Linked DNA regions of Homo sapiens: all the other regions are linked to region 1. Evidence: chromatin contacts called from ENCODE Hi-C or POLR2A ChIA-PET data. All regions are on one chromosome and are shown on one strand. Each heading gives the region's core, a stretch centred on a gene start or an enhancer-like site at or near the end of the contact. The rest is flanking DNA. Distances are from core to core; before and after follow the strand shown. Region 1 holds the start of AMBRA1 (autophagy and beclin 1 regulator 1). Region 2 holds the start of CSTPP1 (centriolar satellite-associated tubulin polyglutamylase complex regulator 1). Region 3 overlaps CREB3L1 (cAMP responsive element binding protein 3 like 1).

Region 1 (4,685 bases), core at 785-3,284:
AAGATCGCTCCACTGCACTCCAGCCTGGGCGACAGAGCGAGAGTCCGTCTCAAAAAACAAAGAAACAAAAACAATGTAGTTATCTGAGTAAAATTTGAATGAGGGCTATAGCTATGCTCCACAAGCCTCTCCAAGAAGGAGAGTTTTCTTTCTTTCTTTTTTTTTTTTTTTGTAGTCCCGAGTAGCTGGGACTACAGGCTCCTGCCACCACGCTTGGCTAATTTTTTGTATTTTTAGTAGAGACGGGGTTCACCGCATTAGCCAGGATGGTCTCAATCTCCTGACCTCATGAACCGCCCGCCTCGGCCTCCCAAAGTGCTGGGATTACAGGCGTGAGCCACCGCGCCCGGCCTGGGCAGTATTTTCAAAGACTTAGAGGAGATTTTTGTAAAGTGCCAATACATTATTTAAAAAAGGCTAATACTGTAAGGATGTGCTCTTTGAGTTTAATTAAAGTCTTCAAAGGCTGGGACTTTTTTTTTTTTTTTTTTTTTTTTTTTTTTTTTTTTTTTTTTTTTTTTAGACGGAGTCTTGCTGTGTCGCCCAGGCTGGAGTGCAGTGGCACGATCTCTGCTCACTGCAACCTCCGCCTCCTGGGTTCAAGCGATTCTCCTGCCTCAGCCTCCCGAAAAGCTGGGATAACAGGCACCCGCCACCACGACCGGCTAATTTTTGTATTTTTAGTAGAGACGGGGTTTCACCATCTTGACCAGGCTGGTCTCAAACTCCTGACCTCGTGATCCACCTGCCTCGGCCTCCCAAAGTCCTGGGCTTACAGGCGTGAGCCACTGCGCCCGGCATTTAAAAAAAAAAAAATTTAAGATAGGGTCTTGCTCCATAGATCAGGCTGGAGTGCAATGGTGTGATCATGGCTCATCGCAGCCTCCACCTCCCGGGCTCAGGATATCCTTTCATCTTAGCTTCCCGAGTAGCTGGGCCTACAGGCGGGAGCCACCAGGCCCGGCTAACTTTTTGTATTTATTTATTTTTTTTTTATAGAGACTGGAGTCTCACCATGTTGCCCAGGCTGGTCTTGAACTCCAGGGCTCAAAGCAATCCACCAGCCTCGTCTCCTAAAGTGCTGGAATTATGGACGTGAGCCGCTGCGCCCGACAAACTGGGACTATCTTGTTTCCTTTTTACACCCTTCCTCTCTGAGTAGTGGGGAAGGGTGTAAACCTCCCTAGGAGCAGGTAAGGTAGACTATGATTGCTCACAATTGGTAACCATACTTGCAGTGATCTTTGTGATTTATTGAATCACATCTAGGATGTACATATTAATCCATATTTGTGCTGAGCATATTCATTTATCAACTAAGAGACTACAGAAAAAAGCCATTGTTGTGGTGATGAAAATGTCAACACTTTATCAGGTTCTGAACCCAAAGAGACTTTTGCTTATTATGTAAGAAGCACACCTGTGGCTCTAGGCCTTTGGAAGAAAATAAAAGAGAAAAGCAATCCGTGTGCTTTTTTTCCCCCTGCCTTAAGGTCAGGCTACATAATTCTGGGTTTTCCCAGCTTCTCTTGGTCATGCTTTGTGGGGACTAAACTGGAGCTTTTACGTAGACTGTTCATTTTGTTCCTCAGCTTGAATTCTCTCTCGTTTTCTGTCTCTATGATTTTTAATTCCCCTCACTGCTCTGTTAGGAAACTAAGGGTCAAATGAGGTTAACTAATTTGCTCAATTGGGATAAAGAGTGTTGGGAGTCCATAGAACAGTTGGGGGACTATAGTTACACAACAAGTGTTATTGCGCTATGATTTGATCTTCAACACATTCACGAGAAACTCCAGTTCTCTAAAGAACTTTAACAGCCGGCGACCCACAGAAAATGGCAGAAGTGCAGGCTCTTTTTTAACCCGTGGCTTATGATCTGGGTTTGTTTATTTACGCCTCAGACAGGAGCCGGACCTTGAGTAGGAGTTGAGCTGTTTTTCGGCGCTCGGCTGTGGTTCCTTGAACGATTGCTTGGGCGTTCCTCCTTTGATGTCTGGGGCGTTCTTGTATTCGGTGATCTTTTGCGCCGTCTTCTTGCTTGATGTCTCCTGAGCGGCGGCGGCGCCGGGTCGAGGGCTGAGTTGTCCGCGAGGCCCCGCGCTCAAGCCGCCTTCTCCTGCCGGTCGGTAGAACGGACCCCTTCCTTTATTCCTGTCTCCTCTTTCTTTTTCCCTGTGGCTCAGCCCGTTCGCTGGACTGCAAACCGAGCTCCCGTCTGCCTTGCAGGTAGGCCCAGGAGGAGCCTGGGAGGCCCAGCCCGGCATCCTTCCGCCGCGGGGTTGAGAAGACCTTGGCGCCGGCGGGTGGGCAGGCTGGCCGGCCGCCGTGACACTGCCAGAGGAGGGGCTACCGGACTGCGTTGAGGGGCGCGGCCGGAGGGGCAGCCCGGAACCGAGGGAGAAGCCGAAAGGAGGGAGAGTTGCTGGGGCTTCCCGGTGTGGTTCTTTAGGGAGGAGATGTTGGGTCTAGGGCACCCCCAGTGTGTGGCGAAAATGGCTTTCCAGGAACCGATAGAGCTTTGCGCACTTTGACCCTCCTTCCTTTCTCCTTTTCCCCCCACCCCGAAGTCTCCGGGTGTCATGCCTCAATTGCACTGGGGACCCCTACTGAGTCCAGCCTTTGAAGGGACCTTTGAGTAGGTGGAGGCTTATGGAACAAGGCCCTCTGGCTCTTCTGAGCGAAGTGTTATGTTCTCGCCTTTTTCTGGGTGGGTAAACTGAGGCTGATGTCTGGGACGTGACTTCCCCACATATCCCCAACAGATCATTAAATTCACTGTAAGTCACTTTTTGTCGTTTACCAATTCCCTTCCCCCCACTTACCAGTCAAGTTATGAAAACAGTGAGTTATTGTTTGATCGTCTGTGATCCCAATTTTCCTAGGAATATAGACTGTTAGGAATATAGATCCTGTCACAAGAGGCTTCAGAAGTAAAGGAACCATGTGGTTTCTTGGCTGTTTTGCTTTTCAAAGTCTGTATCATTTTAACTAGTGTAGCAATGACAGTTTCTTTTTGTTTCTTGATAACCTTGTTGTCTACTTTGTTTCCTGATAACCTTGTTGTCTACTTTGTTTCCTGATAACCTTGTTGTCTACATTGTTTCCTGGTTGATTTATCCTCCTTCTCCCCAGCCTCTTTGGAAATCTTATAACTATGGTGTTTGTGGTTAGAGGTTAGAGTCTAGTAGAGGATGGTCAAGACTTTGAAGGCAAACGCTTGTCCTGTGAGGGTCTGCTTTCTGGGGAGTATCCAATGGAAACCCAAGGAGTCTGTCTCTCTTTTTTCTTTTTTTTTTTTAAGACAGGCTAGCTCTGTCGCCCAAACTGGAGTGCAGTGGCGCGATCTTGGCTCACTGCAACCTCTGCCTCCCGGGTTCAAGCGATTCCCCTGCCTCAGACTCCCGAGTAGCTGGAAGTACCGGCGCGCGCCACCACACTCGGCTAATTTTTGTATTTGTAGTAAAGACGGGGTTTCATCATGTTGGCCAGGCTGGTCTTGAACTCCTGGCCTCAAGTGATTCGTCCACGTCGGCCTCTCAAAGTGCTGGAATTACAGGCATCCACCGCGCCCGCCCAGTTTTGTTGTATTTGATTAGTAGTTTGGTCACTGCACATACAAAAGCTAAAAAAGGCTGTGTGTAGAAATCATTCAAATATTGAGATATTTAAATGAAAGGTTAACGCTTTGGGAACTCCTTTGTGGTTCCCTTTTCCTTCCCAGCTTGGAAAGTCTGGGGACTAAGTCTGTTATTTTCATCGGATTCAGTACCATGATCCTAATTTGTGTCACTTCATTCTTGGAAAAAAAAAAATTCAGCCTGTCGGGCGCAGTGGCTCACTCCTGTAATCCCAGCACTTTGGGAGGCCAAGGCAGGTGGATCACCTGAGGTCGGAAATTCGAGACCAGCCTGACTAACGTGGAGAAACCTAAAAATTCAAAATTAGCCGGGCGTGGTGGCGCATGCCTGTAATCCCAGCTACTTGGGAGGCTGAGGCAGGAGAATCACTTGAACTCGGGAGGCGGAGGTTGCGGTGAGCCGAGATCACGCCGTTGCACTCCAGCCTAGGCAACAAGAGCGAAACTCCGTCTCAAAAAAAAAAAAAAAAAAAAATCAGTCTTGAGGTCATTCTGGGTTGGATAAGTTTCCAAAGTATGTAGAATCAGTAAGAGAGCGTTTTTTTGTGTGTGTGTTTTTTGAGACGGAGTCTTGCTTTGTCCCCCAGGCTGGAGTGCAGTGGTGCGATCTCGGCTCACTGCAAACTTCTCCGCCTCCCAGGTTCAAGCAATTCTCTGCCTCAGCCTCCTGAGTAGCTGGGATTACAGGCGTCGCCACCACGCCCAGCTAATTTATTGTATTTTTAGTAGAGATGGTGTTTTACCATCTCGGCCAGGCTGGTCTTAAACCCCTGACCTCGTGATCCACCTGCCTTGGCCTCCCAAAGTGCTGGGATTACAGGTATGAGCCACCGCGCCCGGCTAAGAGAGTGGTTTTAAGGGTGCAGAGATTCAGTTCCTAGTCCTTGAGTGGAAACTGTACAAGGCCACATTCTCCCACTATTTTAGTATTCTCATGTGAGTTTTGGAAAGATTACTGTTCCTTTAATTTTTTGTGTGAGGTCAGCAAGATTTAAATGAAGGGCCCTTAATCATAAGCAATTTCCTAGTTACACGACCTCAGTGC
Region 2 (4,685 bases), core at 648-3,147, 340 kb before region 1:
AGTTAAAGAAGCCCATCTGAAAAATTTACACACTGTATGACTCCAACTACATGATATTCTGGAAAAGGCAAAACTTTAGAGACCATAAGATCAGTGGTTGGCAAGGGCTGCAGGGGGAGGGAGAAGGATCAATAGGTGGAGCACAGGGGATTTTTCAGGACAGTGAAACTATTCTGTATGATAATGGAATGGTGAATACATGACATGCATTTATCAAAACCCACAGAACTGAACAACACAAAGAACCCTAATGTAAACTATGGACTTTAGTTAATAATATGTATCTATAATAATATATCTATATAATAATAATAATATATAATATATTATTATATATTATAAATATATATGTTTATCCATTGTAACAAATGTACCACACTAATGCAAGATGTAAATAATAGCGGAAACTGTGAGTGAGGGAGACCCAAGGTATATGGGAACTCGCCGTACTATCTGCTCAATTTTCTGTAAACTTAAAACTTCTCGCCATGTGCAGTGGCTCACGCCTGTAATCCCAACACTTTGGGAGGCCGAGGTGGGCGGATCACCTGAGGTCAGGAGTTTGAGACCAGCCTGACCAACATGGTGAAACCCCGTCTCTACTAAAAATATAAAATTAACCTGGCGTGGTGGCGCATGCCTGTAATCTCAACTACTCGGGAGGCTGAGGCAGGAGAATCGCTTGAATCCGGGAGGCAGAGGTTGCAGTGTACTCCAGCCTGGGCAACAGGAGAGAAACTCTGTCTCAAAAAACAAAACAAAACAAAACAAAACGTCTTTAAAAAAATAAAAGTCTATGAATTATTTAAAATGTGTATTGTGGCCGGGCGCGGTGGCTCACGCCTGTAATCCAAGCACTTTTGGAGGCTGAGGCGGGCAGATCACGAGGTCAGGAGATCGAGACCATCCTGGTTAACACGGTGAAACCCCGTCTCTATTAAGTATACAAAAAAGTAGCCGGGCGAGGTGGCGGGCGCCTGTAGTCCCAGCTACCCGGGAGGCGGAGCTTGCAGTGAGCCAAGATCGCGCCACTGCACTCCAGCCCGGGCGACAGAGCTAGACTCCGTCTCAAAAATAAAATAAAATAAAATGTGTATTGTGTGCATATGTGTGTGTGTGTACATATCTATGCGTGTGTGTGCCTTTTTTCATTCATTAAATGCCTTATACACTAAAGATGCTCAACAAAGTACTACATATACAGTCTTAGCTCAAGAGCCAAGTCAATATCTCAAGTTCTGTTGGAGTGGGCAAATCCGGTTCTGATCCTAGCGCTACCATTTTCTAGCTGTGTGGCCTAACTTAACGCAAGTTACCTCTTCAGCCCCAGTTTCTCCACCTGCAAAACTGGAAGAAAACACGGTAATTCCTCCTAGGGCTGTTGAGAAATTCAAATGAAGAATGATGCATGAAAAATGCTTAGCACAGTGCCTAATGAAAAAGAAAAGCTCGAAATGTTCGCTGACTGATTTGGCACTTGAGGTTCCAAGGTTATTCTTACTCCACTACCAGCATATCAATAATACCCCAACAGGGCCCCAAATCCTCAACGCCAACCTGACCCATTTGAACACAATCCACATTGCCTGAGTTCCAGCCCCTACACTTCAAACATTCTTTACTTCCCAGGTGCTTTTTTCCTTCCTGCTCGGCCTTACAGGCTCAGGCCCTGGAACCCCCGCCTCTCCGCCCCTCCCCATACCACCCGGACCCGATCCCACTCAGACCCCGCCCCCGCCTCCTCCCAGACCCTGGCCTAATTCGTCTGCACGTCTTTCCCTCCCCAAAGTTAAAGGGGGTTCCTACCCAGATACTCGTAGTCCGGTAGGGCTAGGCGCTCCGGACTCAGCATCCTTTGACCGGGGTGGCTTCAAAGCTCCAGCTCTCCGGCTTCCGGAACCCAGGTTGCCGTCTCTCTCCGTTGCCATGGCACCCACGCGGCGGAAGGGGGACGGGAGCTGGAGGAGGTGTCACACAAACAGTCTCCGTGTCGCAAAGTGGAGCTGGCCACTCAAGTTCCGGGGGCAGTCGCTTCACGATGGTCCAGGTTTCTTTGGACTCCCATTCTTGAAGACTTGGTTTTAGAGGAATCTGAGATGAAGAATTCTTTTGAATCCGTTATGTTTCCCAGTGTCGAAGAATTACTGTCAGCCGCCCATATACGCAGTTTCTGAATTTCATAACTATCCCTGCTTTTATACACTGTTTATCCTAACTCAGTAATAGCCCCCGCCCTTTGGCCCCCATAAACACTTAGTATCCCATTAGCTATTTTTATCTCTTTGGTATTTACTATCTTAAATTGCTACAAAGTGCTTACGTATGCATATACCCTGGATGCTTCTAGAGGTCAGAGATGTGTCTTTTCTGCCTATGACGGCTGGACACACAAAAGGTACTCATTAAGTCCTCTGAACTAATTGCCATTTCTTCTCAATTCTCACTCAGTCGCCCAGGCTGGAGTGCAGTAGCGTGATCTCGGTTCATTGCAACCAGCGCCTCCCGGGTTCAAGCGATTCTCCTGCCTCAGCCTCCCAAGTAGCTGGGATTACAGGCGCCCGCCACTCCGCCTGGCTAATTTTTTGTGTTTTTAGTAGAGATGGGGTTTCACCATGTTGGCGAGGCTGGTCTGCAAACTCTTGACCTCAGGTGATCCGCCGACCTCAGGTGATCCGCCTGCCTCAGGCCTCCCAAAGTGCTGGGATTACAGGCGTGAGCCACCGCGCCCAGGCTCAATTCCTTTTTATCTTTGGTTCTTCTTTCTATTCCTAGCCCTTACTATTTGGTACCTTTCCCAGGTGTCTTTCCTTTTTCCTACCAAGACATTGCTCTTCTTGAGGGAGAGGGGCTGCAGAAACGAGGACACCAGTTAGATTTTTTTCCCTATATGCCCAATTGCTCACTTCTTCTTTAAGAGAATATTCACTGGTTTTCAAGTTCCTAAATATTTCTTTTCGCCCCTCTCCACTCCTGACAACAGGTCAGAGATCTGTAGCACTAGACACAGTTCAGACATAGCAGAAAAAGCCACTCTGTCCTCACTTTTTTAGTGCCCTCCCCCTCCAACAAGGTGAGGTTTGTGAAAAAGAGACAAAGAAAACAAAATCAAGCTATCAAAGGAATGACTGGGAAACCAGTAGACCACCTACACTGGGAGGAAAAGGAAAGAGGAGGTTCTTCTCTTTGTGTTCCGAGTGGCCTATTCTTAGCGTCCTCCAGTAAGGAGCCTCAAACCTCCTAATTCTTGCTTTCCCTTAAAATTGTATATGTGTCTCAATTCTAGGCTCCTGTGAGTCACTCTAAGTTTGGATGTGGTGAGGTTAAAAGGACAGAGCCAAAGTAGGAGCAGGGCTTAGTGTCTTGAGGCAAATTTACTAATTTGGTATTTGGTGTGAAGTCCAGCAAATCTGATTTTTTTTTAATTGCCTTCTTATCTGCTTCCCCCATCTAGCTTGAGGTTATGGGAGGTTCATATGTTCCATAACTGTGGCTTTTTACTATTTTATTAATAAGGTAATACCATAGTAATTATTAAGTGATAATTTTACTTTATTCCCAAGCAACTTGTAGCTATTTGCAAATAATCTTATTTGTCCTCATAAAAACTTTCTGCTGAGGTGGGCGGATCACGAGTTCAGGAGTTCGAGACCAGCCTGGCCAATATGGAGAAACCCCATCTCTACTAAAAATACAAAAATTAGCCAGGCGTGGTGGCGCACGCCTGTAATCCCAGCTACTCAGGAGGCTGAGGCAGAAGAATCACTTGAACCGGGGAGGCAGAAGTTGCAGTGAGCCAAGATCGCACCACTGCACTCCAGCCTGGGCGACACAGCGAGACTCCGTCTCAAAAAAAAAAAAAAAAAAAAAAAAAAAACCTTTCTAAGGCACTTTTCCATTTTCTAACTAGGGAAACTGAGGCACAAGTCACAACAGTGACTTGTCTAGTGACTTGTCTAGCATCATGCAGCCACATAGTGGTAGAGCTACAACTGGATCTCAGCTATCCCAACATCCAGGCCAGTGGTCTGACCACTAAACCACACAGTCTCTTTTTTTAGGGTTTGTTGACCTGGCTTTTATTTATTTATTTTTCCTTTTGCTCTGCCCTGCTAGCAACTGGAAGCTCCCAGATAGAAGAAGATAATGTTGAGTCCAGGCTGAACATTTGACATCGTCTTATTTGTGGAGCATTATCCTGGGACTTGGCGGGTGCTGGCTGCTGGGGTCTGTGTGGTGGAGCTGGGAACCAGCCCCAAGAATATAGCTTTGTTTGGGCATTAACCCATTTGTGGTTATAATAATGATAAGTTTCAGCACCAGTGGCGCCCGACTGTTAATGACTCAAAGAAGGCTAAATAAGAACAAGATGTCATCTCTGGAGCAATTTGTAGGTTTTTCCTACAGTTCCATCCCTTCCATAAAAATCCGAAGGACCCCTGTATTCAAAGTCAGTCTTCCACTCTGAATGTCCTGAACAGTCTATTGAGGAGGAGGACTTAGAAAAGTAGGAGGTTGCTAGAGTAAGGCTTCACAAAAATTTGAAGTTTCACCGAAATAACAGGTGGCCTTACTGGTAGTGGAATTACTGACTGTTTACATTTTTCTTCTTTATATTTTTCTATAGTCTTAAACTTTCTATAATAGGCATGTATTATAACCTGAAAACAAATAATAAATGAGTGGCC
Region 3 (4,685 bases), core at 990-3,489, 280 kb after region 1:
TGGTTTGTCTGAGAAGGACGGATGGATGTTGGTGGGAAGGAGAATGAGAACAGAGTGGTCGGCCCAAGGGAAGAGTCCAAATGTCAGGGGCAAGGAAGGGCTGGGAAGTGGAGCCTTTTCTCCTGGAATGGGAAGCTCCAGGAGGCAGGGGCACGAGGCGGATCCGGGTTAGTGAGCAAGAACTCCTCTTCTGGGTACCAGGGGTCCGTCCTATGTCCTGGGTCTTGGCATGGCCTAGGAGAGTTTGATGGTGGTGTTGGGGCCCAGATCCCTGGAGAGAGAAGAGAGGCCAGCGATGACTGTCCAGCAGGAACCCTCTTACCCTCTGCAAGCTGGATCTAGACCAAGTAGGGATGGGGCCTTGGGAGGGTGTGGCCAATGTGGGGACCAAGGGTGGGCAGGAGGCAGGTGGAGCCTGAGACCTCAGGAGGGAAAGGGGCCACACACCCCACCTGTCGTGGAACCACTCCTTGGAGTGGGAGAAGTCGGGGCTGGTGCCGTTTCCACCGTCTTTAGGCCAGGCCTCACTCAGGTACTTGGTGGTCTCGTGGGTGCTGTCCAGGTGATCATGCTGCAGGTGGTCCCGGGGCCGCTGCTCTGCCGGCCCCCCGGGGTTGATTTCCCAGCCATCTGGGGGCTCCATGGGCAGCAGGGTGCTGCGGCCATCTTCCCATAAGCCTGCCCCGTCATCGTAGAATAGGAGGCTTCGGGAGGGCACTGGAGAGGGAGTGTAGGATGAGCGGTGTGCCCAAGATTCCCTCAACATCCTGGCCACATTCATGGCCTAGTGGTTAAGGACGCAGGCCCTGGATCTGAGTCCCAGCTCTGACACTTCCCGGATGTGTGACCTCAGGTAAGCCACACACTTTGCTTTAAACTTTCTGAGCCTCAGTGTGCTCTTCTGTAAAATAGGGATACTAGGACCAACCTCATGTAAATGAGAGGTTTAAATGAGGTAATACAGGGGAAGTGATTGAAACTGTGTTCAGGAAATACTCAGAAAAGTCACCTCTTCCTAGCAGAGGGTACTGAGTTTGGGCATCTGGGAGCTGTGTTCTAACCTCCACCACTTACTTGCTCTATCTCCCTTTTTTTTTTTTTTGAGACAGAGTCTTGCTCTGTCGCCCAGGCTGGAGTGCAATGGCAGGATCTTGACTCCCTGCAATCTCCGCCTCCCGAGCTCAAGCGACTCTCCTGCCTCAGCCTCCCGAGTAGCTGGGACTACAGGTGTGTGCCACCATACCTGGCTACTTTTTGTATTTTTAGTAGAGACGGGGTTTCACCATGTTGGCCAGGCTGATCTTGAACTCCTGGGCCTCAAGTGATCCTCCCACCTTGGCCTCCCAAAGTGCTGAGATTACCGGAGTGAGTTACCGCACCCGGCCAGTCCACCACTTACTTTCTGTGAGACCTGGAATAAGTCTCTTCCCCATTCTAGATCCTAATTTGCCCTTCAGAGAAGGAAAACAAACATTTGTTGGACACCCATCATTTGTTAGGCATTATCCAAGGCCCATAGACCTAAGTAGAGTGGTTAAAATCTTAGAGAAACTCTAGGGAATGAGGTTTCTTTAGCCCCGCTTCCCAGAGGAGGCAGCTGAAGTTCCAGGCACTCAGGGAAATTGTCCTCCCTGAAGGGAGGATGCGAACCCAGGTCTGCCTGGCCCTGGGATCTGCTGCCCCTCCGGCTCTGCAGCCATGACCTCATAGTCTGTGTGAACAGAGGTCCCTGGAACTGCGCAGTGCGCCAGCTCTGCAAACCAGCCTGCTCCAAAGCCATCTGCCTGCTGGGATGTGTCTTCCTCTCCACCCAGCCCAGGTCCTGGGCCTAAAACCCACTGCCTTCCCTCCAAGGGGCTCATTCATTGCCTCCTCTCACTGTGGCTTTATCCATCAACCCCAGCTCTCTTTCCACTCCTTTTTCTCCAGTGGCTTCTGTGGCCTTGGAAAAGCAGACACATGGCTCTCCAGACCTTGCATTGCTGCTGCCCACCCGCCTTTAGTGACCACCCCGTTCTCTCCTCCTCAGCCTGCACGTGTCCGGGGAGGAGCTTTCACTCTCCCTGTCTCTACTTCCTCTTTCCCTAACCCTCCCCACACCAGCTTCCTCCCCTCAAGGCCCTCAACGTCTAGCTCATCCTCCCTGCTATATCCCTCCTTCTTGAAACTCACTCCTTAATCTTCCCTCCTCTGACCTCCCATCTGTTTCCTCTTCCTCCTCCTGTCCTGCCAGACACGTGGTTCTTGGTAAGTGACTGACTGGTAAGTGATGAGGGACAGCCAGGAAGTTCCTCTGTGGGTCCACCTGAAGGATTCTCTGCGTCTGAAATCCACACTCTTCTTTGCTGGGCCCTACCCTGGTTCTCCCTTTGCCAGCTACTGTGATGTAGCTATTCTCTCCTCCGTGAGCTCTAAGAGACTGAGTGTGCTCATTTCATAAGCACAGACACTGTGCTATTTCATGCACTGTCTCACAGCCATGGCTCAGTAAGTGCAAAATTGCCACTCCCATTTTCTAGATGAAGAAATGAAAGCTTAAGACACATGCCCCTGGTCACACAGCAGGTGGCAGTGCCAGTTACGATGGACTTGACATCCCCATGCTCCTAACCACTGTACGTTTACTATCCCCCTTGGAAACAGTAGATATCTGAACCCACACCACCGCTACCCTTCTTCTGTCCATGGTAGACATTATCAGTGGATCATGACACTCCTTCCTGTCAATTCTGAATGGTGCCTCAGGATCCTTCTTTTTTTTTTGAGATGGAGTCTCACTCTGTCACCCAGGCTGGACTGCAGTGGCGTGATCTTGGTTCACTGCAACTTCTGCCTCCCAGTTTCAAGTGATTCTCCTGTCTCACCCCTCTCAAGTAGCCGGGACTACAGGCACATGCCACCATGCCCAGATAAGTTTTGTATTTTTAGTAGAGACGAGGTTTCACCATGCTGGCCAGGCTGGCGTCGAACTCCTGACCTCAGGTGATCCACCGCCTCGGCCTCCCAAAGTGCTGGGATTACAGGCATGAGCCACCGCGCCCGGCCCAGGGTCCTTCTTAACTCAGTGTTTCAGGCAGCTACCACCACCTTATTGGAAATGGCTTTTGAGCTGAAACTCACTTGCTGTCCCTATCATGAGATACTGATGGTGCCTAGCAGATGCCCCATAAGCACTGGCACCATAATGCATGGGGCCCAGGGCTGGAACATTCCTGTTATCCCCTAAACCCACCTCCTGCAAGCCACTCCTGAGCTCTCTGGGAGCTAGGCTGGGCATCGGGAGCTCTGTATTTTAGTCCCAATTCTACCACAAACACTGAGCAAAGCATAGACTCTCTTTGGGCCTCGGTTTCCCCATCTGGAAAATGAGGCAAAATGAGATAATGCTGACCCCACACTTGGCTTCTCTCTTATGTCTGGCTTCTGCCTGGACACTGGGGCTGGGGCAGGGCAGCCTCAGCCCAGGGAGCTGGCATGACAGGCGGGCACTCACTCTGGCTGGCCGTGTAGACGCCGTCTGCGGCCAGGGGGTCTTCCTTCACAGTCTGGGAGCCGGAGGAGAACTCGGGAAGGCAGGGCACGAGGGAGCCCAGCACCAGAACAAAGCACAAGGCTGCCACCTGGTAGCAAAGAGAGAGTGGCATCAGATCTGGGGTAAGGAGGGGCCACGGCCCTGACCACCCCACTCCTCCTCTCCCAAACCAACAGGCACAAAAGTCTTAGCGTTTTCCCAAGGAAGCAGCTGCTCCAGTCGACCACTCCCTCCTACATGTGGGGTCTCCTATCCTCTCTGGGGAAGGCAGGGACAGCCCAGGCCATCCCAGCCCATTGTAGGGGGGTCGCCACAGGCAGTGCTAGAAGTAAGAGGGAAGTGGCCAATGTGGAGTCCCCTTACGGGGTAGAGGAATCAGGAAAGGAAGGAATAGGTGCAGGTGGGGCTTGGGGCTGGGACGAGGGAGGGGGACACACCGCCACATCACGTTCTCAGCAGGATTCTGAGGAGCCTGGCTAGCGGGAGGTGCTGAGAGCCACGGAGCCCACACTACCCCTGCCCATAGCCTGGTTCTGCTGCCTGACAGCTCGAGGGTCTCGGAGGGCCGGGGCATGCTGAGCCAGGCGGCAAGAGACTGGCCATTTCCAGAAGAAGATAGAAGAGGGACTGGAAGAGGTCTGAAACACGCCCTGGGAGCCTTCCGGGTTTCCAGGGGTTTCCTCAGCCTTTTCACTGCCATCTGTTCCAGAAAGAACCATGTCCGTTCTTCCCTGAGTCTCCCCAAGCCCTTCCCTGCACAAGGCCTGTGGAAGCCGCCTCCTCAAGGAACCTGCCCAGCTGTCCCCTAGCTGGGGCCACTGGAGTCACCTACACATCTACACTGTGTTAACCAGTCGGGGACCGGTGTGAGGCAGAAGGCACCATGGGCTTGGAGAAGGAGTCTGGAGTCTGCTAGAACCAGCCCACCAGGCGCCAGGATGGTGTACCCTGGGACGCTGCCCACGATGTTACCGATCCTTAAAGCTCTGCCCAACCCTGGAAAAAGCCAGCCTTGGGAAGAACTCTCCTCCTGTGGGTCTGTGGTGGAGGGAGCCACACCTACCATGAGGCAGGTCCCAGTCTGGGTGGCGGCCATCTTGTAAGGTCTGGAGATCTTGTTGGTGACCAGAGTCTGGAGTTTCTGCAGCTGCTG

Evidence for each region. A loop is a pair of places that touch in the nucleus more often than their neighbours do. ChIA-PET counts read pairs that join two places held with the same protein, here RNA polymerase II (POLR2A). Pooled maps may share reads with other maps.
Region 2: a map of CD4-positive, alpha-beta T cell shows a loop between it and region 1 (2.5-fold over the local background). The contact joins the promoter of CSTPP1 here to the promoter of AMBRA1 in region 1. A Hi-C loop is called at or near these places in 1 of 168 maps with a recorded cell type or tissue (CD4-positive, alpha-beta T cell) and 7 of 50 pooled maps. POLR2A ChIA-PET finds 5 or more read pairs at or near these places in 2 of 52 experiments (B cell and HEK293).
Region 3: a loop to region 1 is called in a pooled map, with 2.7 times the contacts of the local background. The contact joins the enhancer-like site here to the promoter of AMBRA1 in region 1. A Hi-C loop is called at or near these places in 1 of 50 pooled maps. POLR2A ChIA-PET finds 5 or more read pairs at or near these places in 2 of 52 experiments (CD8-positive, alpha-beta memory T cell and OCI-LY7).

The regions. Positions count from the first base shown.
Region 1 is chr11:46,591,372-46,596,056 of GRCh38, reverse strand. It overlaps AMBRA1 (autophagy and beclin 1 regulator 1), which reads left to right and starts at 2,034. Exons shown (of 18, transcript NM_001387011.1): 1 at 2,034-2,229. RefSeq lists enhancers at 1,850-2,279, 1,782-2,282.
Region 2 is chr11:46,933,973-46,938,657 of GRCh38, reverse strand. CSTPP1 (centriolar satellite-associated tubulin polyglutamylase complex regulator 1) reads right to left here and starts at 1,897. Exons shown (of 9, transcript NM_024113.5): 1 at 1,807-1,897. The coding sequence starts at 1,852. RefSeq lists an enhancer at 1,830-2,039.
Region 3 is chr11:46,316,296-46,320,980 of GRCh38, reverse strand. CREB3L1 (cAMP responsive element binding protein 3 like 1) reads right to left here. Exons shown (of 12, transcript NM_052854.4): 9 at 4,596-4,685; 10 at 3,494-3,620; 11 at 453-717; 12 at 1-271. The coding sequence ends at 235. Among named protein-coding and RNA genes, the nearest start is that of DGKZ, 29 kb to the left of the region's middle. Within about 2 kb of position 2,239, at least 9 of the 41 ENCODE cell types and tissues checked have a DNase peak (open chromatin) inside an H3K27ac peak, as active enhancers do; they include OCI-LY7, where a contact is called at or near this core.